Linked DNA regions of Homo sapiens: region 1 is linked to region 2. A link is a loop called in an ENCODE intact Hi-C map of the cell type or tissue named here. Cell type or tissue: mammary epithelial cell. All regions are shown on one strand. Links, peaks and the distances in the headings refer to the core of each region. The heading gives the core; the rest is flanking DNA. Region 1 overlaps ODAD4 (outer dynein arm docking complex subunit 4). Region 2 has its middle 6.8 kb from the start of NAGLU.

The links. A loop is a pair of places that touch in the nucleus more often than their neighbours do. Peaks named below come from ENCODE experiments on the same cell type or tissue, not always from the same donor. Only the 100,000 strongest peaks of a DNase experiment are listed, where the experiment ranks them.
Region 1: a loop joins it to region 2, with 14 times the contacts of the local background. A loop is called at or near these places in 4 of 110 quality-filtered maps.

What each region holds. Positions count from the first base shown.
Region 1 is chr17:41,956,615-41,972,482 of GRCh38, reverse strand. ODAD4 (outer dynein arm docking complex subunit 4) reads right to left here. Exons shown (of 12, transcript NM_031421.5): 11 at 11,017-11,101; 12 at 5,980-7,490. The coding sequence ends at 7,000. It overlaps CNP (2'',3''-cyclic nucleotide 3'' phosphodiesterase), which reads right to left and starts at 5,688. Exons shown (of 4, transcript NM_033133.5): 1 at 5,596-5,688; 2 at 3,743-4,415; 3 at 452-591. The coding sequence starts at 5,598. RefSeq lists enhancers at 3,541-4,098, 4,099-4,656, 4,657-5,214, 6,316-6,415, 11,119-11,724 and 3 more and silencers at 5,186-5,375, 5,506-5,945, 9,248-9,397. In mammary epithelial cell, for the core only: a CTCF peak has its summit at 9,332 (motif pointing left); no DNase peak of the experiment used is centred there.
Region 2 is chr17:42,523,211-42,535,736 of GRCh38, reverse strand. It overlaps the pseudogene PTP4A2P1. Among named protein-coding and RNA genes, the nearest start is that of NAGLU, 6.8 kb to the left of the region's middle. RefSeq lists an enhancer at 3,048-3,097 and a silencer at 3,458-3,607. In mammary epithelial cell, for the core only: a CTCF peak has its summit at 8,305 (motif pointing right); a DNase peak (open chromatin) is centred at 8,316.

The DNA.
Region 1 (15,868 bases), core at 8,088-10,587, 560 kb after region 2:
GCCAATAAGCTTCATTATCGTATGAAACTCCCTCACTCTGGGGCCAGGCCAGACCTCAGACCTGGGGACAGGGATGGGGACCTCAGTGCACCAGGCTCCCTGGGGGCGAAGGACTCCTAGTCTTTGGAAGGTAAAACAGGCTCAGAGAGACCAGAGCAGGAGCCCACTGTGGACCAGCATTCTCCATGAATCTGCAGAAGGCGAAGGTGCTTGGGGGCAGGTGAATGCACAGGCTGGCAGTACTGCCAGGGCAGGCTCCTTAGAACCTGCGGCTGAGGTCTATGCAGCTACGCCTGGGGACAGGGGAGCTAGGAGGAGGAGATGCCATTTTTCTTGAGCTGCCATCTGGTTTTTGGTCCCTGCCTGGCACCGGTACCTATCTTCAGAAGATGCTGCAGCCCCTTCTCCCCCAACCTCCCACCTCCCCCATGTGTCCCTGGGGAAGACTCACATCTTGTTGAGCGTACTCCTCTGCCCCGGGAGCCTTCCCGTAGTCACAAAACTTGGTTGTGCAATGCAGCACGCCTGGGGGTCTCTTTCCAAAGTAGGTGACCAAGTCCATCTTCTCCCTGGGCTCATCCCCAGGGACGACTGCCGGGAGAAAACGGGTGCAGTCAGGGCAGGGGAGCAGGGGCATACCAACATCCGCCACCAGGACCACCGAGGCCCAGCGCAAAACACTCGGACACTAAGCATCACCTCTCCAGCAACCCACTACAGCTCATTCATTGGTTAGTTGGTCAAACTAATGGCAACTTTAGAGCAATAAAAAGTTAAAATTCTCAGGCCAGGTGCGGTGGTTCACACCTGTAATCCCAGCACTCTGGGAGGCCGAGGTGGGTGGATCACAAGGTCAGGAATTCAAGACCAGCCTGGCCAAGATGGTGAAACCCCGTCTCTACTAAAAATACAAAGAAATTAGCCAGGCGTGGTGGCGGGCGCCTGTAATCCCAGCTACTTGGGAGGCTGAGGTAGAGAATTGCTTGAACCCAGGAGGCAGAGGATACAGCGAGCCGAGATAGTGCCACTGCACTCCAGCCTAGGCAACAGAGCAAGACTCCGTCTCCAAAAAAAAAAAAAAAAAAGTTAAAATTCTCTGGCTTTACATTGTATAGATCTTTCCATCTCTTCTCCAAACTCTAAGGCATTTGTAACAGAGGCAGGCAGTACAGGCCAAGGGAATCTAAGATTTACTAGCACCACGTCTCAAAGGGGAAGCAAGTCATGGGAAGTGGGGTGGAAAGAAAACAGAGGGCTGGGAACAACATGGTACGGTGGAAACAGCCAGAACACAGTGAATATCTCAGCTCTGCCATGTACCAGCCATCGGCCTCGGGCAAGTGACCAACCCTATCTATCAATCCAGCACAACAGTTAGGGTGACCATATACCCCAGTGTTCCCAGGACCACCAGGGAACTATCAGTAGTGCCCCATTTCACTCAGGGGCCCATCTGGACAAGCAGTCACAACGTCACCATCAGTTTAATACACACCTTGCAGGCCTATGGGGGGGCCTCCTGGTACAGGAAGGGTCTTGGACTATAATGGGGTGACATTATGGGGCTGGAAGACACAAAGAGGAGTGGAGTATCTGTGATTTTGATTTCCAGACTCCACACCTGTGGCTGTCTTTGGAGTCACTCGCTTTTTCCTGTTATGTTCTGAATTGAGTCCCCATGAGGATGTCTCGCCCTCCACAGGGGAGGAAGGCCTCTCCTGAGAGCAGCCTTGCTGGCCCATTACATTTCTCCTGCTCTAATCCTGGGCAGAAAAATCCAGTTTTCCTTTACAAATAAAATAGGCTGGGCATAGTGGCTCGCACCTGTAATCCCGGCAATTTGGGAAATTGAGGCGGGGCGTTTGAGACCAGCCTGGCCAACATGGTGAAACCCTGTCTCTACTAAAAATTTATAAATTAGCCAGGTATGGTGGCGGGTGCCTGTAATCCCAGCTACTTGGGTGGCTGAGGCAGGAGAATTGCTTGAACCCGGGAGATGGAGGTTGCAGTAAGCCGAATTGCCCCACTGCACTCCAGCCTGGGCGACAGAGCAAGACCCCCGTCTCAAAAAAAAAAAAAAAAAAGATCTGGCAATCATCCTGTCAAGCTTGATTCGTCCCATCTTGGGCCAAGGGCCCCTCCTTTCTTTTGTGCTACCGACCAGCCTGGTCAAGATGGTGAAACCCTGTCTCTACTAAAAATACAAAAATAAAAAAAAATTAGCCGGGCATGGTGGCAGGCGCCTGTATTCCCAGCTACTTGGGAAGCTGAGGCAGAGAATTGGCTTGAACCCAGGAGGCGGAGGTTGCAGTGAGCCGAGATCATGCCACTGCACTCCAGCCTGGGCAACAGAGCAAGACTCCGTCTCATAAATAAATATTAAAAGCAACTTTGAGCAGTAGTCACTCCAGGGCAGAGCCACCAGCTCACAGGTACAGGGCTTGCTCCTGGCCAATGTCACTGCAAGCACCACAGTTCACTGCAGAGTTCAAGTTTAGGAGCTGAGAAAAAAGCTCTCTGAGAACCCATACAGGCACAAATTCCCTGCTTCTGTGCAATATACACAATGTCAACAAACCAGAGTGGGGCTATTTCAGGCATGAAGATCATCTAAAATTGGGGGTGGCTGGGTGCGGTGGTGGCTCACGCCTGTAATCCCAGCACTTTGGGAGGCCAAGGCAAGCGGATCACCTGAGGTCAGGAGTTCAATACCAGCCTGGCCAACATTGTGAAACTCCGTCTCTACTAAAAATACAAAAATTAGCTGGACGTGGTGGTGCACACCTGTAGTCCTAGCTACTCGAGAGGCTGAGGCAGGAGAATTGCTTGAATCTGGGAGGCAGAGGTTGCACTGAGCTGAGATAGCGCCACTGCACTCCAGCCTGGGCAACAGAGGGAGACTCCGTGTCACAATAAATAAATAAATAAAATTGGAGGCAACCAGAAATGGCCTAAAGGCATATAGATGGATTAGTGGGTGGCACTTCTCCAACAGGTCACTCCAGGAGAGCCACCAGGACCCTTCTTTATCTCAAACCTATCATTGGAGCAAAAAGCCCATGCCAAGAGAGAACCCTGCTAGAGTGGCCAGAGTCCAGGGTTCCAGCCCGTAAACCCCACATCCCTCCTGGGTCCATGTTTTTCCATCTGAAAACGGGTTTTGGCCTAAGTGTGAGACTTGTGTCCTCTGGAGCTGCAGATGCCACAAACCCATGAGTAAATTGAGCAGTCCGAGGCCTGAGAACCATCCCCAGTGAAGCCACAATAGTCCTAGTTTTAATTTTTTTGCAGCTTACAATTTCATGTGATTATTATTATTATTTTTTGGAACATGATTCTGCTGCTAAAAATGCGTTGGAAAACACTGGGCTTGATTCCCCCTCTAAGGTTACATTAGAAGAGGACATGTTTCCTGTTACTACAGTAATTTGTTTTTCCCACCTCCAAGACAAGGGACAGTGGTCTACATTCAGGCTGGGAAAAGGGTGTCGGAGAGAAGAGGGCTAGAAGGATAGGTGTGGTGGGAGGAAAGGCGCTCTGGGAAGCCCCCGTGTTCCCAATGTGCTGCCAACTCCCCAAGGCTACCACTGGGACGCACCGCTTGCCCCTGCCCCCGCTGAGGTGAGCCTCTCTCTGCCTCCTGCTGCTTCGTGCTCCATCCTTTGAGTACAATGATGGTCCTTTGCCCGCAGCACCCTGTGCCCAGCAAGGTGGGCTTATAAGGCCCCAACCTGCCACCTACATTGTCGCAGCTCCTTCTTGAAGGCCTTGTGGTTCCCCAGCTCTTCCAGGAAGACCTGGCCGGCTTTGCGGAGGGTCTCAGAGCTCTTCTTGGTCAGGAACCAGCCGAAGTAGAGCGGCAGGAAGTCCTTCTCCAGCCCAGGCTTCAGCTTCTTCAGGTCATCAGCCGACAGCTGCCACTGGTTCTTCTCCTTGAGCTGGGCACAGTCCAGCCGCCACGCCGTCTTGGGCTCCACCAGCACCACCTGGTACTGGTACTGGTCGGCCATTTCAAAGAGCTGCTCCAGCCGTTCCCGTTCGTGGTTGGTGTCATCAAGCACAAGAATTCTGATGTCCCGGCGGCGGCAGTAGGCAGCCAGGTCCTCATCGAGCCGCTTGTACTCCTCGGAGAAGGCTCCTCGAGCGCCGGGGGTGATCTTGTAAGCGTCAGCCGACACCATCTTGGTGCCATCACGGTACTTGTCCACGATGACCCGTGCCAGCGTGGACTTGCCGCTTCCTGGCAGGCCGCGCAAGATGAAGAGCGTCTTGCACTCTAGCAGCGTGGCCACTGTGTCCTCATCCTGAAGGAAGGGAAACTGCAGCTCAGGCTTGTCCTTGGCCCCTGAGGATGACATCTTGCGGAAGAAGATCTTGGGCAGGAATGTGTGGCTTTTTCGGGAGAAGCCTCTGTTCTGTGTAAGGAGGGGAAGAGATGTCAGCCCAGGTCATTCGCGGGCTCCCCGCCGGCCTTACCCCTAGTCCCTAGACTGGTTGTGGGTGCCTTCCCAAGCGGGGCAGTGCTGGACCTTCTTTCCCTTTCGGTCCGGGAGCACCTTTCCGCTTCTGGTCGTGGAGGAGGAAGAGGGAAGCTTGTCTGAAGCTCTCCTAAGCGTGCGCTTTCCCCATTCCTGCCACTTCGGAAAGGTAAACGTGCTGGAGGCATGCGGGGCGCGCCAGGAGCCTGCGGTTCTGGGACTGGCCTCACTCTTATATGCTTGGCACCTACTAAGGACGTCCTCTTTGGAGGTGGGGGTCTCTGTGTCTGGGCCAAGCCACAGCTGCCACGGCTGAGTGCACAGAGAAGGGGGGGAGTGGAGAAGGGTTACCCCAAGACTGCCTCCCTTCCCCCAACAATGGCCGCAACAGATAATACTCTCTTGTCTGGCATGCGGGTACAATGGTCCCACAGAAGGGCTGGTGGGGGGCAGGGCAGGAGAGCACTGGACAAAGGCCCTCTTTCACCAAGCCTGCCACCTCCTCCTCTACCCTCTCCCGGCCCCCACAAAGTCGTGGTCTTTGTGCCTGTCCAGAACAGGGCAGCACAGGGCACCTGCAATTAGGATCCAGCTCTACCCGCCGCTGTGCTGTGTGTCAGAAGCGCCTCTCGGAGCCACTTGTTTTCCTATCTTCTAGAAGCCACAAGGGACGGCAGCTTTTACCGTAAAGGGTCCCCTCCTCTGAACTGGCTCCACCTCCCGCCCGCACCCGGGCGCGGGGCAGCGGTTCCGCGTGATGAGACTGGGCCCGGGGAGGGGGCGCCGAAGCGGCTGCCCCAGCGCGGGCCTGCGTGGGGTCGGGAGCAGCTCCCGGGCTCCCGGCCCAGGCCCACCCAGGCTCCCAGAGGCGCAGCAGCTTCTGCGGTCCCGAGTTCCCTCCTGAGAAACACCACCGTTTCCCTTTACAGCGGCCTCTCCGGCACCCCAAAACCCCTCCGCTTCTCCCAGACCTCAGGGCCGCCCTGAGTACCAAGAAAACTGGAAGTCGAACCCGGAGCCCCGGGTCCTCGTTTGCAAGACGCTTCCTCCCGAGGGGCCCCGACACTCGTTTCCCGCCCTGGTGCTACCCCGTGCCCGGCCCCGCCCGGCCTCTCACCATGATGAGGAGGGGCGCCACCGTCGCCGCCTCTGCCGGCACCAGCGCTCCGGGGCCGCCCGCCTGCGCGGAGGGACACGGGAGTCCAGCGGTGGCACGACCCGAGCCCGGCCGCTTTACATAGCCCGGGGGGCGGAGCGGGCACCCGGGCGGGCTGGGGGCGGGCCGTCTCCTCTGCGCGCAGGCGCTGCGAACCAAAACCCGAAACTCTCGCCGCGCGCGGGAACCTCGGCCCGGTCCCGCCCCCTGCGCGCGCCTGCTCCCCACGCGCACCCACCCACTGCGCCTGCGAGCTGAGCGGCCACTAGCTTTTTCTGCGTGTTGAGGGGTAACTCAGTCACCCTCCCCGGTCCCGTGGATTAGCAGGAAGTGAGTGAGGCAGGGTCGTGCAAAGTCGGATCCTGTCTTTAATTTTTGATATTTTATTCATCATGGACTTTTGCATTAATTAAAAACTTTTTTTTTTACCACATTGGATTAAAATATTATCATGCAATTTGCTGGCATTCCGGTAAACTCTGCATCTGAAATGCCTCACTGGCCTCATTCGTCCAGGCCCTGTGCCAGCCGAAAGTCAGTCTCAGCCCCGACCTTTCCTTCTAGGAGCTGTGGAGACAGACCAGGATGGCAATGGCCAAAGGGACAGATGAGTAACGGAGTGAAATCCTAACATCCTCTGAGGCCAGATCCTCAGCTGCCACCTCCTCTGTGAAACCACTGAGAGCTCCGTTGGATTTTTGAGTTTCCTGTCCAAGTGCTGTGCTAAGCACTCAGTCCTCGCAGCAACCCCTGAGGCAGGTATCCCATTGTTCAGAGGAGAAGCCAGCTTGGAGAGCCTGATTTACCTGATTATGCCACCCAGAGGTGTCAGAGGCGGAGTCTGTCTGCCCTCCCGACTCCCAGGCCACTCCCCTATCTTTGGCCTCACTCCCAGCATTCGCTTGGTTCTGGCTTGCGGCATTCTCCTACCTGTGACAGCTGGGGCCGCCCCACCACTGTTCCATCCATAAAGCCTCCCCGCTGTCCTGCGCACTGGAGGGACTCAGTCAGTCACCGGTGTGTGGGAAGCACCTCTCCTCCCAGGCCTTCCCCTCTCCTCCCTGTGACTTCTTGTTCCCTGTAGCGCCCGTATCTTCACCCTCCTGAAACCCTTTCTTCTTGGCACCTTTCTCATTTCTTCCACGATGCTCTTCCAAGAATGGGCAGGGGTGAAGAGGCAAAGTGACAGACTCAGGGTTTGCAAGAGTGAAAGACACCTATTTAATGGCAAAATAGTGATGGAAAGCAGCAGAAGTAAAACCCTCATTTTTCCTATAACAGACAAATCGCTTGAAAATCCAGTTTAATAAAATCCCATGATCCCTCTGAACACCAGCTTCCTGATCCTCATCTCTACCGATGGCTTCATTCATATTCCTTTTCCATCTCATTTCCTGTTTTTTTCGTTTCTCCTATTTCTCCAAATTGTGTTTTTCCCAGTTCTTCTGGCTCTCTTCTGCCCACTTCTGAAAGTTTCTTTAGTTCTTCTGGTTCCTGTCTGCTGAATTCTCCTGAGAGTCTTTGCTCTAATTCTCCCGAAGGCCTCCTATAAATTTCTCTTGACTCTCTTCTGCCAGCTTCTAGTAGCTTCCTGCCTGTTTCTCCTGATCTTGTGCCTAATTCTCCTGACAGGCCCTTGGCAACTGCTCCCAAATCGCTTCTGGCTTTTCCTGCTTCCACACTCTGCTTTCCGCTTGCTGGGCTCTGCAGAGCTTCCCCAAAAGCCTCATCGTCCTCATCTGTCTCTTTCTCATCCTCACTATGGTCCCACTGCTTCACCACCTTCTCGGGCTCATCTCTCACTCTCCTCATGTCCTTCTCTCTTGTTATTATTCTATCTTCATACAGTGAAGCTTCTGAAAAATAAGAGAAAAGCGGGAAGAAAGATAAAAGTTTGTTCATGTCAGGCCGGGTGCGGTGGCTCACGCCTGTAATCTCAGCACTTTGGGAGGCTGAGGCAGGCAGATCCCTTGAGGCCAGGAGTTCCAGACCAGCCTGGGCGACACAGTGAGACCCTGTCTGTACTAAAAATACAAAAATTAGCCAGGCGTGGTGGTTGGCGCCTGTAGTCCCAGCTACCCGGAGGCTGAGGCAGAAGAATCGCTTGAGCCCAGGAGGTTGGGGCTGTGATGAGCCAAAATCCAGCCACTGCACTGCAGCCTGGGTGACAGAGCAAGACCCGTCTCCAAAAAAGAAAGAAGAAAAAAAAGAAAGAAACTGTTCATCTCTGTGGAGGCCTGTGCTTTTGAGAGGCCGATGAGAGAAAGGCCCTGAGAATGACTGTTTTTGCCAGCTCTTTAAATTGGTGTTGACAGCACACCTTTCCAAAAGCAGAGAAAGGGAACCATCATTGACTGAGCCCAGCTCCGTCCTGTGCATCACGTGAGGGCTGTATAGCTTATCCCATCCAGACATCATGAAAATGCGCACTGCCGTTGATTTGAGTTTGCAGTCAAGGGACCTGAGATCGATAGAAAAGAAATCACACGGCCGGGCGGCATGGCTCACGCCTGTAATCCCAGCACTTTGGGAGGCCGAGGCAGGTGGATCACCTGAGGTCAGGAGTTTGAGACCAGCCTGGCCAACAAGGTGAAACCCCGTCTCTACTAAAAATACAAAAATAAGCTGGGCATGGTGGCAGGCGCCTGTAATCCCAGCTACTTGGGAGGCTGAGGCAGGAGAATCGCTTGAACCCAGGAGGCGGAGGTTGCAGTGAGCCAAGATTGTGCCATTGTACTCCAGCCTGGGCAACAAGAGCAAAACTCCATCTCAAAAAAAAAAAAAATTAACCGGGAGTGGTGGCACAAGACTGTAGTCCCAGCTACTCAGGAGGCTGAGGCAGGAGAATCACTTGAACCTAGGAGGCGGAGGTTGTAGTGAGCCGAGATCGCGCCACTGCACTCCAGACTGGGTAACAGAGGGGAGACTCCATTTCAAAAAAAAAAAAAGGCACAGTGGCTCATGCCTGTAATCCCAGCACTTTGGGAGGCTGAGATGGAGGTTGCAGTGAGCTGAGATCGCGCCACTGCACTCCAGACTGGGTAACAGAGGGGAGACTCCATTTCAAAAAAAAAAAGGCACAGTGGCTCATGCCTGTAATCCCAGCACTTTGGGAGGCTGAGATGGAGGTTGCAGTGAGCTGAGATTGCACCACTGCATTCCAGCCTGGATGACAGAACAAGACTCCGTTTCAAAAAAAAAAAAAAAGAAAGAAAAGAAATCACACAATGGTCACACTGCAAGTGTGCAAGTGAGACAGAATTTGAACCCAGGACAGTCTGACCCCAGAACACCTCTTTTCCCTGCAAGAAATAGCATAGGTGCTGGAAAATGACAGAAGGATTTTCTCCAGCATCTTCATTCTGACACTTTCTCTTTGTCCCTGGGAAGCACATTCATTATTTGTTGGGAGGTTTCCTATGAAAATATAGAAAAAACATAAGGAAAAAGATAGGTTTCCTATAAAGATATACGCTGCTAACAAAAAGTTCAGCTGAAGAGTTATTTTACAAGCAAAGGGATCCTTGCTCCTAAATTTTTTTTTTTATCAGTTATGGAGAAAAGTTACATCCCCTTCTGCGTCTCCCTTACATTCTCCTCCTGGAAACCACTAGTTACTGAGGTATCTGCAGAGGGTCTCAGGTCTCAGGGGGTCACAGCCCTTTGGTGGTGAAAACAGATGCAATGCTGCCACCTGCTGTTCTGAGAGGGACGTGCCCGGCAGTTCTCCAGGCACAAGGACGCAGGCCAGGGTAGGGAGACTGGGGTGTTGGCTGCTTCCCCGCAGAGTCTCTCTCCACAGCTGTTGCTCCTGTGGCTTCTCAGAGCAGCTCAAAGGGCATGTGGGGGCGGAGACAGAGCCCCTCTGAGGGGGTCCAGCCACCACAGAGCAGGTGCTGGATAATAAAGGGCTGTCATCTGGCTGCTCAGGTGCCCAGAAACCTCCCGCTGCCCTGCCTGGACCAGAAAGGATTTCAGCCTTGCAGCCTGGAGGGCTGCAGCCAAGAATCTGCATTGGGCTCTGTCCTCCCGGACCTCCAGCCCCAGCTCTGTTCACTGCAGTCTGGCTGGAGTGAGAGCTCCACAGACTGGGGCAGGAAAAGGCTGTCTGTGTCACTAGAAACAGTGTGGCACGGGCCGACGCGTGGGTTCTAGAGCAGACTGCCCAAGACTGAAAACCACTGTAGCCTCTAACCCCTCTGCCTCCATGTCCTCCATAAAGTCAAGCTAATAACACTTCCTTCATAGTGTTCCTGAACAGATACAGATAGGATGAGTCCGTGCACACAGTCTTTGAAAGAATGCCTGGCCTGCGGGAAGCATGAATGGGGGTCGGCTACTGCGCTTAACACCCCTGTTCCTCTAGGCCCCTCTCCAGTGGGGTAGGGCTGCTCAGCCATCTTCTGCTTCTCCTTCCCTCACTCCCTCCCTGCAGGAAAGGAGAGCCCAAAGGCAGGGGGCCAAAGGCCTGTTTACTCCCTGGAGACCTTGTGAGAAAGAATGTGGTAAGGCACAGCTGTCAGGCAGCCTCTGCACCTTATGCCCCTCTGCACCTGCCCATCACACTGCTGGCCCGAGAGCAGCGCCGCAGGTGGGGAGAGTGGGGCCCCGAGTCACCCCTCCCTAGCTACATGACTCTGGCAGAGCACTCACCTCACTCAGCCTCCCTTTCCCCCCACAGCACCTACACCTCCTAGTGGGGTAAAGACCCAACAAGATCACTCCTGTCTGGTGCTTAACCCAGTGCCTAGCACACAGTAAGAGCCCCCAAAGTGTAGCTACTGTTATTCTGTCTCTGTGCCTCTGGCCCTGCTGTTCCCTGCTGGAAAAATGCCTTTCTTCTCCCACTTCTCTCCTGGAAAACTCCTGGGCATCTTTTGGAGTTGGAGGTAGAAGATTTTTCCTCGTCGAAGCCTCCTCTGCCTCCCCAGAGGAGCCCACGCCCCGTTGCATGCACCCTCATGGCAGCACACCTCCACCTCGGTGTAGCACCTGTGTGCAGGATCCCAGCAGCTGACAACTCCACTGGTCAGCCTTGCCCAAAGGGCCATGGGCTCCTCCAGGGCAGGGATGGGCCTCTCTCCCCAGAATCTAACACCTTCCAGGTACATGACAAGTGCTCACCATATACTTGATGAATCAATTGAAGAGAGAAATGAGTGCGCTCTGGGGCCAGACAGTCCAGCCCATGGTGGGCTGAATCCTCACCCTCTACTGCCCCAGAGATAGGCTAGGGCTGCTGGTGGCACTGAAATTAGAATGCACGATGGGCAGTGCCAAGCCCCCAGATTGGGGAGCTGCTGTCGCATGTGTCTCGGACTAGAGGAAAAGAAAGCAGAGGGAGAATGCTGAAGTTGCCTTTTCAGAGTTTCAGGAACTCACCTCCCTCGCTTTTTTCTTTGAGATTCTCCACGTAGTTGGTTTTCCTCAGTTCTCTGATGATACCCTTGTTGGCATCGTCCAAGGCCTGTGGATGGTAGAGGGAGCTTAGCCCCTGTGTTTGGCACCTACACCATTAATTTTCCCCACCCAGATCAATCCCAGAAGGCAGGGCTCTGGTGGGAACCTGCCACCCTTGGTTTCCCTCTGGCCCCTCCAATGACCCCTACCCTCAGGTTAATCTACACTTACTGACTCAGAATGATCCACACAAATTGTGTCTGGGAGATACATGACTGCGAGTCAGTCAAATGCATTTCTCTTTGGCTTAGGCATGTATTGGGAGTTGTGTCTATCTACTCATTTCTACCTTTAGATGAACTACCTAAAGCTGCTTTTGGCTTCAGTCAATGCAAAAAGACAATCCAAACCTGCAAGCACTCAGCAAGGCAGCACTGAAAAGACCCAGAAACACACCAAGGGGACAGGCTGGGGGCTGGCCTGCCTTCAGAAGGGCCTTCCAGAATGTCTGCAGTTTCCCCAACTCGAGTGCATGATCCACAGGGGCCTGGAGCCCCTGTGAGCCTCTGGAGGGCAGGTCTTGCCTTCTTGCTCATAGCAGGCCCGTGGCTGGCACTGACAGAACACCAGCTACACATGGTAGTGTCTACTGAGCAGCTCCGGGGCCTGGATGCACTCTCTTGTGGTGTTGGTCTGCCCACCCCCCACCTCCCTCCCACTGTGAGCCTTCCTACCTGGAGTTGCCAATCCAGGAGGGTGAGGGGTCGGGGGCCTGGTCCCATGAGGAGTCAGTGAGGGTCACAGGTACCTTCTCTCTGCCCCTAACCCTTCAAACTACTGCCTAGCCTTCAAGGTGACCTCAGATCCTCCTTGTTGGAAAGCCTCCAGCTCTGCCTCCCAGCTGGGGCTCTCTCACTCTGAATTCCCCTAGTCCCCTATGGCACTGGTCATGAACCAGGGTTTGTGCTTTGTTTTTTGTTTGTTTGTTTGTTTTTTTTTTTGAGACAGAGTCTCGCTCTATCATGCATGCTGGAGTGCAGTGGCACGATCTCAGCTCACTGCAAGCTCCGCCTCCTGGGTTCACGCCATTCTCCTGCCTCAGCCTCCTGAGTAACTGTTTTTTTGTTTGTTTGTTTTTTCTTTTTAAGAGACAGGGTCTTGCTATGATGCCCAGGCTGGTCTAGAACTCTTGGACCCAAGTGATCCTCCTGCCCTCAGCCTCCCAAAGTGCTGGGATGACAGGTGTGAGCCACTGTGTCTGGCCTTTCGTTGTAATCTTCTTGTGGGCTAGGACAATGGCCGCACACATTTGAGCTTGGCAGCCTGGAGCCAATCTACACTCGGCGAATATTTCCTGAACTGAACGGCCATGCTGTCTGTCTGCAGGGCGATCACATGGAAGTATGTGGCGCATGGTACATCTGGCAGGGCTGCAGTGAGGTGGGTGCTCTTCGCCTGGAAGCCAGAGCTGGGGACATGGCATTTATGACGAGGACGACAACATGCTAGGCCTGGGCTTCCCTGGGCCGTATGGTGGCAGAGGATAGACTGCGCCTGCTGGGGTCTTTTGGGTATGATTTCTCCGCCATGAGAGGGCAGTGTTAGCCTTACCACAGTCCTCACAAACAGCTCACCATGAACCTGCCTCCCAAAAAACAGAGGTGATCAGATCACTTCTCTGCTGTCCACAGCCCTTCAAGTCCAGGCTGGTGTGCTGACTGTCTGGGGCTCTGTCACCACCATCCCCCGCCACCGGGAACCCCCCAGCTCTGGGACCCAGGCCAGGATCTCTCTTCTGCCGGCCACCAGCCCTCAGCGCCGACCTCCCACGTCTTCAGTGCACTTGCCCCTCCTCGGCCTGGCCAGCTCTGCTATCCTTGTCCTTCAGAGCACAGCATGAGGTCTTCCTCCCACTGGGAGTGTCCTGAGCCTTCACTTCTCAGGGTCCCTGCTCTCTTTGCCCAGTGCCTGCAGACCCCAGGCTGGTCCCTGAGGCCATGCCCCTTTGCTGCCCACAAGTTATGCAATCTGGCTTCTTTCAATGATGGCATAAGCTCCCCAAGGACAGGGGCCCCGTTTACTTCACTCCAGCAGATACTTCCTGGGGTCCAGCTGCGTGCCAGTGGTGCTCTGGAATTTGGCTGTGGGAAGGGCTTAAGGAAGCTGTCTGGTCAGAAGCAGGAGGAAGAGGCCTGGGTGAGTGTGCACCTGTGAAGTTGGTGTGCAGACTTTACTAAGCTTGTGCGTCCACCTGGATGCACTGGGAGTGGGTGGGGTGGGGGAGCCCAGAGCACCTCCAAGTTTCTCCCCTGGTCTCTGCCTCCTGACACAGTCTAGGCCAGCACTATTCAACAGAAATTTCTGTGACAATGGGAATATTCTAGATCTGTATTATGTAGCACCCATAGGCCACATGTAGCTTTTTTTTTTTTTTTGAGACGGAGTCTCGCTCTGTCGCCCAGGCTGGAGTGCAGTGGCGTGATCTTGGCTCACTGCAACCTCCATCTCTCAGGTTCAAGCAATTCTCCTGCTTCAGCCTCCCGAGTAGCTGGGACTACAGGAGTGTGCCATCACACCTGGCTAATTTTTTGTATTTTTAGTAGAGACAATGTTGGCCAGGATGGTCTCAATCTCCTGACCTCGTGATCCACCCGCCTCGGCCTCCCAAAGTGTTCGGATTACAGGTGTGAGCCACCGCACCCGGCCTCACATGTGGCTATAATGACTTGAAATGTGGCTAGTGTGACTGAGAATTTTACATTTTATTTACTTTTTTTTTTTTTTTTTTGAGATGGAGTTTCGCTCTGTTGCCTAGGCTGGAGTGCAATGGCATGATCTTGGCTCATGCAACCTCCACCTCCCGGGTTCAAGCGATTCTCCTGCCTCAGCCTCCCAAGTAGCTGGGACTACAGGTGTGTGCCACCATACCCGGCTAATTGTTTGTATTTTTAATAGAGATGGGGTTTCACCATGTTGGCCAGGCTGGTCTCAAACTCCTGACCTCAGGTGATCCATCCATCTCGGCCTCCTAAAGTGCTGGGATTACAGGCATGAGCCACCACACCCAGCCTAGTTTTAATTAACTTTAGCCTCACGTGGCTAGCAGCTGCCTCCTTAAGCAATGGAAGTCTAGGCAATTACAAGTGCACAACGTGGACTTTGATGGGGGACATATCAAGGCTGTGAAACCTGATGTGAGGGCTCCTCACCCAGACTGAGGGGTCAGAGAAGGCCGCCTCAAAGAGGGGACATCTAAGCTGAAACCTAAAGGTTGAGTGGGAGTTAGCCAGGTGAAGGAGGTGGGAAGGGAAGGTTTAGAATATTCCAGGCAGAGATAACAGCATATGTTATGAGGCATAAGAAACCTGTTTAGGCCGGGTGTGGTGGCTCACACCTGTAATCCCAACACTTTAAAAGGCTGAGACAGGAGGATCGCTTGAGTGCAGGAGCTCTCAAGTGCCCAGCCTGGGCAATATAGTGAGACCTCATCTCTACAAAAAATAAAAATTAAAAATATCAGCCAGGCATGGTGGCCCACACCTGTAGTCCCAGATACTTATCTCTTGAGCCCAGAGATCAAGGCTGCAGTGAGCTGTAGTCACACCACTGCACTGTAGCCTGGGTGACAGAGCAAGACCTTGTCTCAAAAAAAGAAAAGAAAAAAGAAAGCCTGTTTAGGAAGACAGGAAGCTGGTATTGGCTGGAGCTGGAATGCAAGGTGATGGGGGCTGGGGACTGACCAGCAGGAAGCTGGAGAGGCCCACAGGGGAGAGCTTACCCAGTGCCTTCCTACCCCTGTGGGAAAAAGTCAGGAACAGAGACAGCCAGGAAGTAATAAAAGGTTTAGGCAAGAGAATGAGGAAATCACACTAGATTTCTTGTCTCCTGGAGGTGGTATTTTTCAAACTGCAAGTCCTAACGTCAATTTAGACCCTGGGCCACTGACTGGTCCATGGCCTGTTAGGAACCGGGCCACACAGCAGGAGGTAAGCGGAGGGTCGGCAAGTGAGCATTAGGCTGTCAGATCAGTGGCGGCATTAGATTCTCATAGGAGGGAGAACCCGATTGTGAACGGCACGTGAGGGATCTATGTTGCATGCTCCTCATGAGAATCTAATGTCTGATGATCTGAGGTGGAACAGTTTCATCCCGAAACCATTTCCCCCACCACCGGTCCATGGAAAAACTGTCTTCTGCAAAACTGGAGCCTGGTGCCAAAAAGCTTGGGGACTGCTGATAAGAGAAAATGAGGGCTGGGTACAGTGGCTCAGTCCCAGCACTTTGGAAGCCCGAGGCAGGAGGATCACTTGAGTCCAGGAGTTTGATACCAGCCTGGGTAACAGAGTAAGACCCTGAGTCTACAAAAAATAAAAAATTAGCCCCCAGCATGGTGACATGCATCTGTAGTCCCATCTAGATGGGAGGCTAAGGTGTGAGGATTGCCTGAGCCCAGGAGGTCAAGCCTACAGTAAGCTATGATCTCACCACTGTACTAAGTCTGTGTGACAGAGAGACACTCTGTCTAAAAATAAATACATAAAAAGCAAAAAGAAAATAAGAAAATAAGGCTAGGCACAGTGGCCCATGCCTGTAATCCCAGCACTTTGGCAGGTCAAGGCAGGAGAATCATTTGAGGCAAAGAGTTTGAGACTAGCCTGGCCAACATACTGAGACTCCGTCTCTACTTATTTATTTATTTAGAGACAGGGTCTCGCTCTGTCACCCAGGCTGGAGTGCAGGGGTGAGATCACTCCTTGTTACAGCCTCAACTTCTCAGGCTTAAGTGGTCCTCCCACCTCAGCCTTCCAAGTGGCTGGAGTGAGTCACCACACCC
Region 2 (12,526 bases), core at 7,314-9,813:
AGGGAAAGGAAGAGCCTTCCAGACAGAAGAAATGCATTTATTGAAGGCCCTGAGAAGGCAGAGAGCTTGCAGATTTGAGTAACTAACAGGCTAGGAGGTTCGAGGAGGGATGGGGCCATGTGAGCCCAGGCCGGCGGTGGAGCAGGGCTGGCGGGCACGTTAAAGGCTGTCCATTGGCGGCAGCAGCAGCAACATAACAGGAGCTGTCATTTTGTCAGAAGTTTCCAACCAGAGCGACTCCATCTTGAACAGGGGCTGGGTAAAATGAGGCAGAGACCTGCTGGGCTGAATTCCCAGGAGGTTAGGCCTTCGTCACAGGATGAGACAGGAGGTCAGCACAAGATAAAAGGTCACAAGACCCCGCTGATAAAACAGAATGCAGCAAAGAAACTGGTCAAAACCTGCCAAAACCAAGACAGGAAGGTGACCTCTGATCGTCCTCACTGCTCATTATACGCTAATTATAATGCATTAGTATGCTAAAGACACTCCTAGCAGCGCCAGGCAGTTTACAAATGCCATGGCAACGTCCAGAAGTTACCCTATATGGTCTAAACAGTGGAGGAACCTTCAGTTGGGGGGGATCCCCACCCCTTTTCTGAAAAATTCATTACTAACCCACCCCTTGTTTATCATATAATCAAGAAATAACCATAAAAATAGCCAACCTTAGGCCAGGAGCGGTGGCTTACGCCTGTAATCCCAGCACTCTGGGAGGCTGAGGCTTGCAGATCACCTCAAGTCAGGGGTTTGAGACCAGCCTGGCCAACATACAGTGAAACCCCGTCTGTACTAAAAATACAAAAGTTAGCCAGGTGCTGGGCGCGGTGGCTCACGCCTGTAATCCCAGCACTTTGGGAGGCCAAGACGGGCGGATACGAGGTCAGGAGATCAAGACCCTCCTGGCTAACACGGTGAAACTCCATCTCTACTAAAAATACAAAAAATTAGCCGGGCGTGTTGGCGAGCGCCTGTACTCCCAGCTACTCGGGAGGCTAAGGCAGGAGAATGGCGTGAACCGGAGAGGCGGAGGTTGCAGTGAGCCAAGATCACACCACTGCACTCCAGCCTGGGGGACAGAGCAAGACTCCCTCTCAAAAAAAAAAAAAAGAAAAAAAGTTAGCCAGGCTTGGTGGCACACGCCTGTAGTCCCAGCTACTTGGGAAGCTGAGGCAGGAGAATCGCTTGAACGCTGGAGGTGGAAGTTGCAGTGAGCCAAGATCGTGCCATTTGCATTCCAGCCTGGATGACAGAGCGAGACTCCATATCAAAAAAACAAACAAACAAACAAAAAAAGTTGAAAGAGGCCTGGAATCAGATATCAACTTTAGATACTAGGGAAGTATGATTTTTTTTTTTAATCTCAGCTCACGGGAACCTCAGCCACCCAGGTTCAAGCCATTCTCCTGTCTCAGTCTCCTGAGTAGCTGGGATTACAGGCACGTGCCACCAAGCCCAGTTAACCTTTGTAGGGATGGGATTTCACCATGTTGTCCAGGCTGGTCTCGAACTCTTTTTTTTTCTTAAACATTTTATTCATTTTATAGAGAGATTTCTTGTTTGCTTTTGTTCTGATCATTAGGAGAGTGGTTGAGGAGTATTGAATCCATCACTACTTTGATGACACAGGTAAGAGTCCAGATTCACATTTCCAGGTACCAGGAGTTCCCTCTAAATGCCACAATCAAGTCAGCCTTCATTTACATTTCTTTCTGCTGAACACAGCAATGCCCATTGGTATCTCTGAAGCGTAATCGCATCTTAAGTAAAGCAGCTGTTTGGAATTTAACACTCCCCTTCTTTTTTGTCTTATAAACTGAACTGCATCTACGTACTTCATTCCACATTCAATCAAAGCAAGTGCAACCAGCACAGGTGCCCTTCCCAATTCCACAACGCAATGCACTGCAACACAGCAACCTGGCTCTTCACGAAATTTGGTGTTTAACAGGTTTAACCAATCATCTACTATCTGATTAGGGGATGGAGCTCCATCATCAAATGGCCAATCTAGAACGTGGATTCCTTCTTTTTCAACTGGAGCTTTATCATATGTAGCATCACAAACTCAAACCGAAGTCGTCACTCCATACTTCTTAAGTTCCTCTGTGAACTTGTTGAGAGTAGCATTGGTAGGGTTGTGAGTTATCAGAAAACACATGTTCTCATAGGAGATCTCCACAGGGGCTAGACGGTTCATTACGGCAAATAAAAAGTGTGAGCGTGCCTGTGAGTGTGATGGGGAAAGTGAAAAAAAAAATCAATAAATCTTGAAATGTTTAACAACAGAAAACATTAAAAAGACCATGAAAATGCCTATTATCAATCAGTGTTTTCTCTATTCAACTTGTTTATTCCTTATGAAGCTTCTCTCTTCAAGATAAGCAAAGTATTTAGAATCCACTTGAATCCAAATTCAATTTGGGCCTCAATTTCTGCAGATGGATACCTTCGGACTCCAAAAAACCCAACTACATACAAAACTGAAGCAGCCTTTACTACATTTAGGCACTAGTGAGACAAGTTAAAAGTGTAGGTCACTTTCCACTTGTTTACTTGATGCTTAATTTTACTGGAGTCATTCAAAGAAATATGCTTGCAATTAAAAAAAAAAAGCTGGCCGGACGCGGTGGCTCACGCCTGTAATCCCAGCACTTTGGGAGGCCGAGGCGGGCGGATCACGAGGTCAGGAAATCGAGACCATCCTGGCTAACACGGTGAAACCCCGTCTCTACTAAAAACACAAAAAATTAGCCGGGCGCAGTGACGGGCGTCTGTAGTCCCAGCTGCTCAGGAGGCTGAAGCAGGAGAATGGCCTGAACCCGGGAGGCAGAGCTTGCAGTGAGCCGAGATTGCGCCATTGCACTCTAGCCTGGGCGACAGAGGGAAACTCTCTCTCAAAAAAAAAAAAAAAAAAAAAAAAAAAGCTGCCGGGGTGCGGTGGCTCACGCCTGTAATCCCAGCACTTTGGGAGGCCAGGGCGGGTGGATCACGAGGTCAGGAGATCGAGACCATCTTGGCTAACATGGTGAAACCCCGTCTCTACTAAAAATACAAAAAATTAGCCGGGCGTAGTGGCGGGCGCCTGTGGTCCCAGCTGCTCAGGAGGCTGAGGCAGGAGAATGGCGTGAACCCAGGAAGCGGAGGTTGCAGTGAGCTGAGATCGCGCCACTGCACTCCAGCCTGGGCGACAGAGCGAGACGCCGTCTCAAAATAAATAAATAAATAAATAAATAAATAAATAAATAAATAAATAAATAGCCAACTATTTCTGAGGCCAGTCTCGGTGTCCAGAAGTCTTCAAGGCAATGTTAATTATGGCACATAGAACCTCCAAGCTCACTTGTCAGCGAAAACGCTGTGCTCAGCCTGGCAGAAATCTGCTCTCACATTCAGAATCGCCATAAATGTGCAACGTATATTCCAACGAAAAACGCTGGCGAGCTGGGGACTGGGCATTGAAGTCCGGCGGCGGCGGGAGCGAGGAGGTGCCTCTCTCCTCAGTCACCTGGGCGGCGGCGGCGGCGGCGGCTGCGGTAGCGGTGGCGGCGGCTGCGACGACTCCCCCCGAGCCTCGGCGCGCGACGCCCGGCCCGGCGGCGGCGGCGCCTCTCCACCGATCCGTTTTGCTGCTGCTGCGGCCGCCGCTGCATTTCCTGCTGCCGCCGCTGTCCTGTGGCGTCGCCTCGCGCCGTGCCTGGCCGCCGCTGCCGCTCCCTCGAACTCTTGACCTTAAGTGATCCATCTACCTCAGCCTTCCAAAGTGCTGGGATTACTTCTAAATTCTCCAGACAAGTTTTGCCTCCAGATGGCCTGTTTGATGGTCAACATGTGGTCTTTGCTCCTTAGATTGCTCCTTATCTAAATTGCTCAGATAAGAACTTTTTGTCTCCGGGGCCCGTTCGCTCTCTCACCTTTCTTAGGGTCTAGATTGGGACCCCTTTCCAGTAACAATTTTACAGATTGGGAAACAGAGCCAGAGACAGGAAATGACTTCGGCAAGATCAATAACTAGTAAGGAAAGCAGCTCTGGGCTAGAACCGGGAACTCTTAACTTCCAGAGCAGGGTTCTTGCTGCTCTTCCCCAGGCAGTGCAACTTGTCAGGCTGCCTATCTGATCAGGGAGGGCTTGAGTAAGGCTGCTCCGGGGCTGGGAGTGGCCCACTCTCCAGAAGGACTGCACTAGGTGTGCTAGATGTGGTGGCTCACACCCGTAGTCACAGCACTTAGGGAGGCCGAGGCAGGTGGAGCGCTTAAGTCCAGGAGTTCGAGACCAGCCTGGGTAACATGGAGAAACCCTGTCTCTACAAAAATCATCTGGGCACAGTGGCCTGTGTTTGTGGTCCCAGCTAGCTCCTCAGGAGGCTGAGACAGGAGGACGGCTTGAACCCAGGGGTTTGAGGCTGCAGTGAGCCATGACCACACCACTGCACTCCAGGCCAGGCAACAGAGTAAGACCCTGACTCAAAAAAAAAAATGTCTAGCCCATTGCAGTGGCCCCTGATCCTAAGAGGTTGAGGCAGGCAGATCACTTGAATCTAGGAGTCCAAGACCAGCCTGGGCAACAAGGCAAAACCCCTCCTTCTCTACAAAAAATACAAAGATTAGCCCAGCATGATGGCATGTGCCTGTGGTCCCAGCTACTGAGGAGGTTGAGAGGGTAGGCTCGCTTGAGTCTGGGAGGTCAAGGCTGCAGTGAGTCCAGATGGCACCACAGCACTCCAGGCCAGGGACTGAGCAAGGTAACACATTATCATCTGTTTATTTAAGGCTCTGTAAACAGTGGTTGTGGGAGGGAGGGGGAGATTCAGGGACACTGTGAGTGAAAGACTTTTATAATAGGGTCTTTAGTACTGTTTGATCCTTTTTTTTTTTTTTTTGAGATGAGTCTCGCTCTGTTGCCCAGGCTGGAGTGCAGTGGTGCCATCTCCTGTCTCAGCATCCCAACTAGCTGGGACTACTGGCATGTCTTGGGGTGGGGGGAGGGGTCTCAAAAAAGAAAGAACTTACTGACAACAGTATAGGTTTGGAAAAGGAAAGTTTATTAGAAAGGAAGAACACTGCAGCAGAGTGCAGCAGGTGCCTCCACGGGAGGACTGAGTGCGCTGTGGTGGATTTTCCTTAGGAGCATGTATGGACCTTAAGGTGAGAGCTTAGGGTTGTAAAATGAGCTTCAGCATGGCATAGAATGTACAGAAATTTTACGTTGTGAGGGCAGAGCCCTCAGGAATGGGGTTGGTGCCTTTGTAAGGGAGGCCAGAGAGAAAGCCCTACCCCTTTCTACCATGTGAAACCACAGTGAGAAGGCATAGCTCATAAAGCAGGAAGTGAGCCCCCACCAGACACTGAATCTATAAGCACCTTGATCTTGGACTTCCTAGCCTCCAGAAGTGTGAGAAATAAGTGTTTGTTGAATTTTTTTTTTTTTTTAAAAAGAATGTATAGACATTTTAGTTACTTATAAAAGTTGAAAGAGGCTTGGAATCAGATGCCGACTTTAAATACTAGGGAAGTTTTTTTTGTTTGTTTTTTCTTTTGAGACAGAGTCTCCCTCTGTCGCCCAAGCTGGAGTGCAGTGGCCTGATCTCAGCTCACTGCAACCTCTGCCTGCTGGTTCAACCAATTCTCCTGTCTTAGTCTCCTGAGTAGCTGGGATTACAGGCATGCACCATCATGCCCGGCTAATTTTTGCAGGGAGGGTGTTTCATCATGTTGGCCAGGCTGGTCTCTAACTGTTGACCTCAAGTGATCCACCTGCCTTGGCTCCCAAAGTGCTCACAAAGTGTGTGTGATTCACCATGCCTGGCCTTTATTACTTCTAAATTCCCCAGGCAAGGAGTTTCGCCTCCAGATGGCCTGTTTGATGGTCAACAGGTGGTCTTTGCTCCTTGGATTGCTCCTTTTTTTTTTTTTTTTTGAGACGGAGTCTTGCTCTATCACCCAGGCTGGAGTGCAGTGGTTCGATCTCTGCTCACTGCAAGCTCCGCCTCCCGGGTTCATGCCATTCTCCTGCCTCAGCCTCCCGAGTAGCTGGGACTACAGGTGCCCCGCCACCACGCCCAGCTAATTTTTTGTATTTTTAGTAGAGACGAGGTTTCACCATGTTAGCCAGGATGGTCTCGATCTCCTAACCTCGTGATCCACCCGCCTCGGCCTCCCAAAGTGCTGGGATTACAGGTGTGAGCCACTGCGCCTGGCGGATTGCTCCTTATCTAAATTGCTCAGATAAGAACTTTTTGTCTTGGGGGGGGTGATTTTTGCTCTCCTCACCTTTCTTTGGGTCTAGATTGGGACCCCTTTCCAGTAACAATTTTACAGATTGGGAAACAGAGCCAGAGACAGGAAGTGAGTTGGGCAAGATCAATAACTAGTAAGGAAAGCAGCTCTGGGCTAGAATCGGGAACTCCTGACTCCCAGAGCAGGGTTCTTGCTGCTCTTCCCCAGGAAATGCAACTTGTCAGGCTGCCTATCTGATCGGGGAGGGCTTAAGTAAGGTTGCTCCGGGGCTGGGAGTGGCCCAGTCTCTAGAAGGACTGCACTAGGTGTGCTAGATGTGGTGGCTCACACCTGTAGTCACAGCACTTAGGGAGGCTGAGGCAGGTGGAACACTTGAGTCCAGGAGTTTGAGACCAGCCTGGGTAACATGGAAAAACCCTGTCTCTACAAAAATCATCTGGGCACAGAGGCCTGTGTTTGTGGTCCCAGCTAGCTCCTCAGTAGGCTGAGGTGGGAGGATGGCTTGAGCCCAGGGGTTTGAGGCTGCAGTGAGCCATGATCACACCACTGCACTCCAAGCCAGGCAACTGTTGGGAACAAGCCCCGCAAAATCTGGCCATAAACCGGCCCCAAAACTGGCCATAAACAAAATCTCTGCAGCACTGTGACATGTTCATGATGAACATAACGCCCACGCTGGAAGGCTGTCAGTTTACCAGAATGAGGGCAAGGAACACGTGGCCTGCCCAGGGTGGAAAACTGCTTAAAGGCATTCTTAAGCCATAAACAATAGCATGAACGATCTGTGCCTTAAGGACATGCTCCTGCTGCAGTTAACTAGCCCAACCTATTCCTTTAATTGCCCATCTCTTCGTTTCCCACAAAGGATACTTTTAGTTAATTTAATATCTGTAGAAACAATGCTAATGACTGGCTTGCTGTTAATAAATATGTGGGTAAATCTCTGTTCAGGGATCTCAGCTCTGAAGGCTGTGAGACCCCTGATTTCCCACTTCACACCTCTATATTTCTGTATGTGTGTCTTTAATTCCTCTAGCGCCGCTGGGTTAGGGTCTCTCTGACCCAGCTGGTCTCGGCAGCAACAAAGCAAGACCCTGACTTAAAAAAAAAAAAAAGTCTAGCCCGTTGCGGTGGCCCCTGATCCTAGGAGGTTGAGGCAGGCGGATCACTTGAATCTAGGAGTCCGAGACCAGCCTAGGCAACATGGCAAAACCCCTTCTCTACAAAAAATACAAAGATTAGCCCGGCATGGTGGCATGCACCTGTGGTCTCGGCTACTAGGGAGGTTGAGAGGGGAGGATCGCTTGAGCCTGGGAGGTCGAGGCTGCAGTGAGTCCAGATGGCACCACAGCACTGCAGGCCAGGCCACAGAGTGACAGAGCAAGATAACACATTATCATCTGTTTGTTTGCTTTTTTTTTAAGGCTCTGTAAACAGTGGTTGTGGGAGGGAGGGGGAGAGTCACACTGTGAGTGAAAGCCTTTATTTATTTATTTATTTATTTATTTGATAATAGGGCCTTTAGTACTGTTTGATCGCCTTTTTTTTTTTTTTTTTGAGATGGAGTCTGGCTCTGTCCCCCATGGCTGGAGTGCAGTGGTGCCATCTCCTGTCTCAGCCTCCAGACTAGCTGGGACTACTGTCATGCATTGGCTGGCTAATTTTTGTATTTTTAGTAGAGACGGGGTTTTGCCTGGCTAATTTTTGTATTTTTAGTAGAGACGGGGTTTCGCCAGGCTGGTCTTGAACTCCTGACCTCAGGTGATCCACCCGCCTTGGCCTCCCAAAGTGCTAGTATTGCAGGCATGAGCCACTGCGCCCAGCCTGAGTTGTGACACAACTCATTACTTTTCCAGTAGTGTGTGTGAAGCAAGTTGGCTGGGCTCTCTGCGTGCTCTCCAGCCCATCTCATCTTTTGCTCCTGGCTAGCCTACCCCTCTGCTTATGTGCTCCAGAATACCCCAGGATTGCTTTGTCTCTGCCCGTCTAATCCAGTTGCCTGCCTATCACACAGCCCAGCTCAGATCGCAGCCCACCTTGCCAAAGGATGAATGAGTCCTTCCCTATCTGGCCACCAGAGAGCAGCCTACACCTAGGACATGCCTTGGGTAGGCTGAGACGTTGAAGAGGCAGGCCACTTTGATCTGAAATGCTGAGGCTGCCAGCTGGCTTTGAGGTCCAATGCCCCCTCTACCCAAGGTTCCTGGGGCAGAAAGAAGTATAGTCCCATCCAGTGAAGGTGGTGATAGACTTGTCCCCTATCTCTACAAAGCTTGGGACTCCCCAGGCCAAGCATGCCAAGGCCACCCTCTCCCACACTGGTTCTAGGACCTCAAGATGAGGGGCATTTCCTGGACCAGGGCACAGACTCATCAGACAGATGTCTGGGGTCCTGGGGTTCCACAAGAGGGGGATCAGGGTAAAGGCACATCTCTTAAAAACAGGAGCAGCCGGGCGCGGTGGCTCATGCCTGCAATCCCAGCACTTTGGGAGGCCAAGGCGGGCGGATCACGAGGTCAGGAGATTGAGACCATCCTGGCTAACACGGTGAAACCCCGTCTCTACTAAAAATACAAAAAATTAGCCAGGCATGGTGGCGGGCGCCTGTAGTCCCAGCTACTCAGGAGGCTGAGGCAGGAGAATGGCGTGAACCCGGGAGGCGGAGCTTGCAGTGAGCTGATATTGCGCCACTGCACTCCAGACTGGGTGTCAGAGCGAGACTCTGTCTCAAAAAAACAAAAAACAAAAAACAGACAAACAACAACAAAAAAAAAACAGAAGCAAATGGCCAGGCACAGTGGCTCACGCCTGTAATCCCAGCACTTGGGAGGCCAAGGTGGGTGGATCACTTGAGGTCAGGAGTTACAGACCAGCCTGGCCAACATGGCGAAATCTCATCTCTACTAAAAATACAAGAAATTAGCCAGGCGTGGTGGCAGGCGCCTGTAGTCCCAGCAACTTGGGAGGCTGAGGCAAGAGAATCGCTTGAACCCCGGAAGGCAGAGGTTGCAGTGAGCCAAGGTCGCACCGTTGGACTCCAGCCTGGGCAACAAGAGCAAAACTCCGTCTCAAACAAAACAAAACCAAGCAAAACAAAACAAAAACAAAGAAAAAAACCCCCAGGAACAAGTGGATGCAGCCATCCTGTTCCCCACCCCCTACCACAGGGCTCTGGGACTTCCTGCACACTCCACAGCTCAGTCTTGGTCAGCCCATCTTTAGCTGGAAGGAGCCCAAGGCCACTAGATTCTGAGAACTCAGTCTAGCCAAGGACTCACTGGCCCTGCTTCCTCCCAGTTCATCAGAGAGACATGGGAGGAATTTCTTCCCAAGGAAGTCCTAGGCCACTCCCACTTTATTCAGATTATATGCCATAAAATTTACTAATGTAAGGCTGGGCGCGGTGGCCCACGCCTGTAATCCCAGCACTTTGGAAGGCCAAGGCGGGCAGATCACGTGAGGTCAGGAGTTCGAGACCAGCCTGGCCAACATGGCCAAACCCCGTCTCTACTAAAAATACAAAAATTAGGGTGTGGTGCCCCATGCCAATAATCCCAACTACTCAGGAGGCTGAGGCAGGAGAATCGCTTGAACCCGGGAGGCAGAGGTTGCAGTGAGTGAAGATCGTGCCATTGCACTCCAGCCTGGGCAACAAGAGTGAAACTCCATCTCAGGAAAAAAAAAAATTAGCCAGGTGTGGTGGTGCGTGCCTGTAATCCTGGCTACTCAGGAGGCTGAGGTGGGAGAATCCTTTGAACTTGGGAGGCAGAGGTTGCAGTGAGCCAAGATTGTGCCACTGTACTCCAGCCTGGGCAACAGAGCAAGACTCCATCTCAAAAAAAAATTTACCAATGTAAAGTGTACAATTCAATGGGTTTTAGTATATTCACATAATTGTGCAGCCATCAGCAGCCTAACTTTACATTTTCATCATTCAAAAAGAAACTCCATACTCCTTGGGAGTCACTCCCCATCATAACTCTCTCCCCAGCCCCATCTGGCAGCCAGCTCCTGGTATCCACCAAATCTGTGTCTATGGGTTTGTCTATTCTAGACATTCCAGATACACGGAATCATAAATTGTTGGTCTTCTGTGGCTGGTTTTTGAGGTCCATTCATGTTGTAGCATGCATCAGTACCTCATTCTTGTTAATTGTAGAATAATATTCATCATGCCCATCCCACCTTTTATGGATCCATTTATCAGCTGGTGGACATCGGGCTGTTTCCATTTTGGGGCTATTATGAATAATACTTCCATGAACATTTCTGTGCAAGTTTTTGTGGGTATGATTTCATTTTTCTTGGGGTAGATAAGAAAGTGGAATTGCTGGGTCTTACGTTAATTCTGTTTAATATTTTTTTTTGAGACAGAGTCTCACTCTGTCATCCAGGCTGGAGTGCAGTGGTGCGATCTCAGCTCACTGCAACCTCTGCCGCCCGGGTTCAAGAGATTCTCCCGCCTCAGCCTCCTGAGTAGCTGGGATTACAGGCACCTGCCACTGCGCCTGGCTAATTTTTGTATTTTTAGTAGAGACGGAGTTTCATCATCTTGGCCAGGCTGGCCTTGATCTCCTGACCTCATGATCCACCCACCTCGGCTTCCCAAAGTGCTCGGATTACAGGCATGAGCCACTGTGCCCAGCCAATTCTGTTTAATATGTTGAGGAACTGCCAGACTGCTTTCCAAAGCAGCTGCACCATTTTACATTCCCACCAGCAGTGAATTGGGTTCCAATTTCTCCTTGCCAACACTTGTAATTTTCTCATTTTTTTTGAGATGGAGTCTTGCTCTGTTGCCCAGGCTGGAGTGCAGTGGCGCAATCTCGGCTCACTGCAAGCTCCGCCTCCCAGGTTCACGCCATTCTCCTGCCTCAGCCTCCCGAGTAGCTGGGACTATAGGCACCCGCCACCATGGCCGGCTAATTTTTTGTATTTTTGGTAGAGACGGGGTTTCACCGTGTTAGCCAGGATGGTCTCGATCTCCTGACCTCGTGATCCACCCGCCTCGGCCTCCCAAAGTGCTAGGATTACAGGCATGAGCCACCGCGCCCGGCCCAACACTTGTAATTTTCTTATTGCCTTTTTAGTGGGTGTGATGTGGTATCTCATTGTGGTTTTCATTTGCATTTCTGTAATGACTAATGGTGTTGAGCATCTTTTCATGGGTTTATTGGCCATTCATATTGCTTACTTGGAGAAATGCCTATTCAACCCCTTTGCCCATTTAAAAAAACTGAGTTGTTTTTATTATTGGGTGTAAGAGTTACTTATATATCCTAGATACAAGTCCTTTATCAGATATATGATCTACAAATATTTTCTTCTATGAGGGTTGTCTTTTCAGTTTCTAGATTCTGATCTTTGAAGCACAAACCCTTTTTTTTTCTTTTGAGATGGAGTTTCACTCGTCGCCCAGGCTGGAGTACAGTGGCACGACCTCGGTTCACTGCAACCTCTGCCTCCCGGGTTCAAGCGATTCTCCTGCCTCAGCCTCCCAAGTTGCTGGGATTACAGGCATGCGCCACCACACTCAGCTAATTGTTTGTATTTTTAGTAGAGACGGGGTTTCTCCATGTTGGCCAGGCTGGTCTTGAACTCCTGACCTCAGGTGATCCGCCTGCCTCGGCCTCCCAAAGTGCTGGGATTACAGGTGTGAGCCACCGTGCCCGGCGAAGCACAAAAGCTTTTAATTTTGCTGAAGGCTAACTTATCTATGTGTTTTTTTTTATTTTTTATCACTTGTGCTTTGAGTGTCATATCTAGAAATCACTGGCTAACTCAAGGTTAGGAAGATGTACTCCTATGGTTTCCCCTAAGAGTTTTATCGTTTTCACTTACATTTTAGGTCTGGAATCCACTTTGAGGTAATTTTTGCATATGGTGGGGATAGTGGCCCAAATTTGTTTCTTTGCATGTGGAAACCCCATTGTACCAGTGTCATTTGTTGAAAAAGAGAGATCTTTCCTCATTGAATTATCTTGACCCCTTTATCAAAAATCAAGTGACCATAAATGTTAGGATTTATTCCTGGACTCTCAATTCGAATCCAATGATTCCAAATATCTATTCTTATGAGGCCTTCCCTTCCCACTGAGCAGAAGCTGAGACCTCAATGACCAGAGTTTCCACTCGGGACCTTATCTTTGAGGAGCTGGGTGGGGTGGGCCTCTCAGGGCCGACACCAGGGACAGGTAGCACTGTTAGGGAGGAGGAAGGGCTTTAGGTTAGGCTGGAACATGGAATGAACAGGGGGTTGTGGCCCCTTCACCTGTCTGGGGCCCAGGTC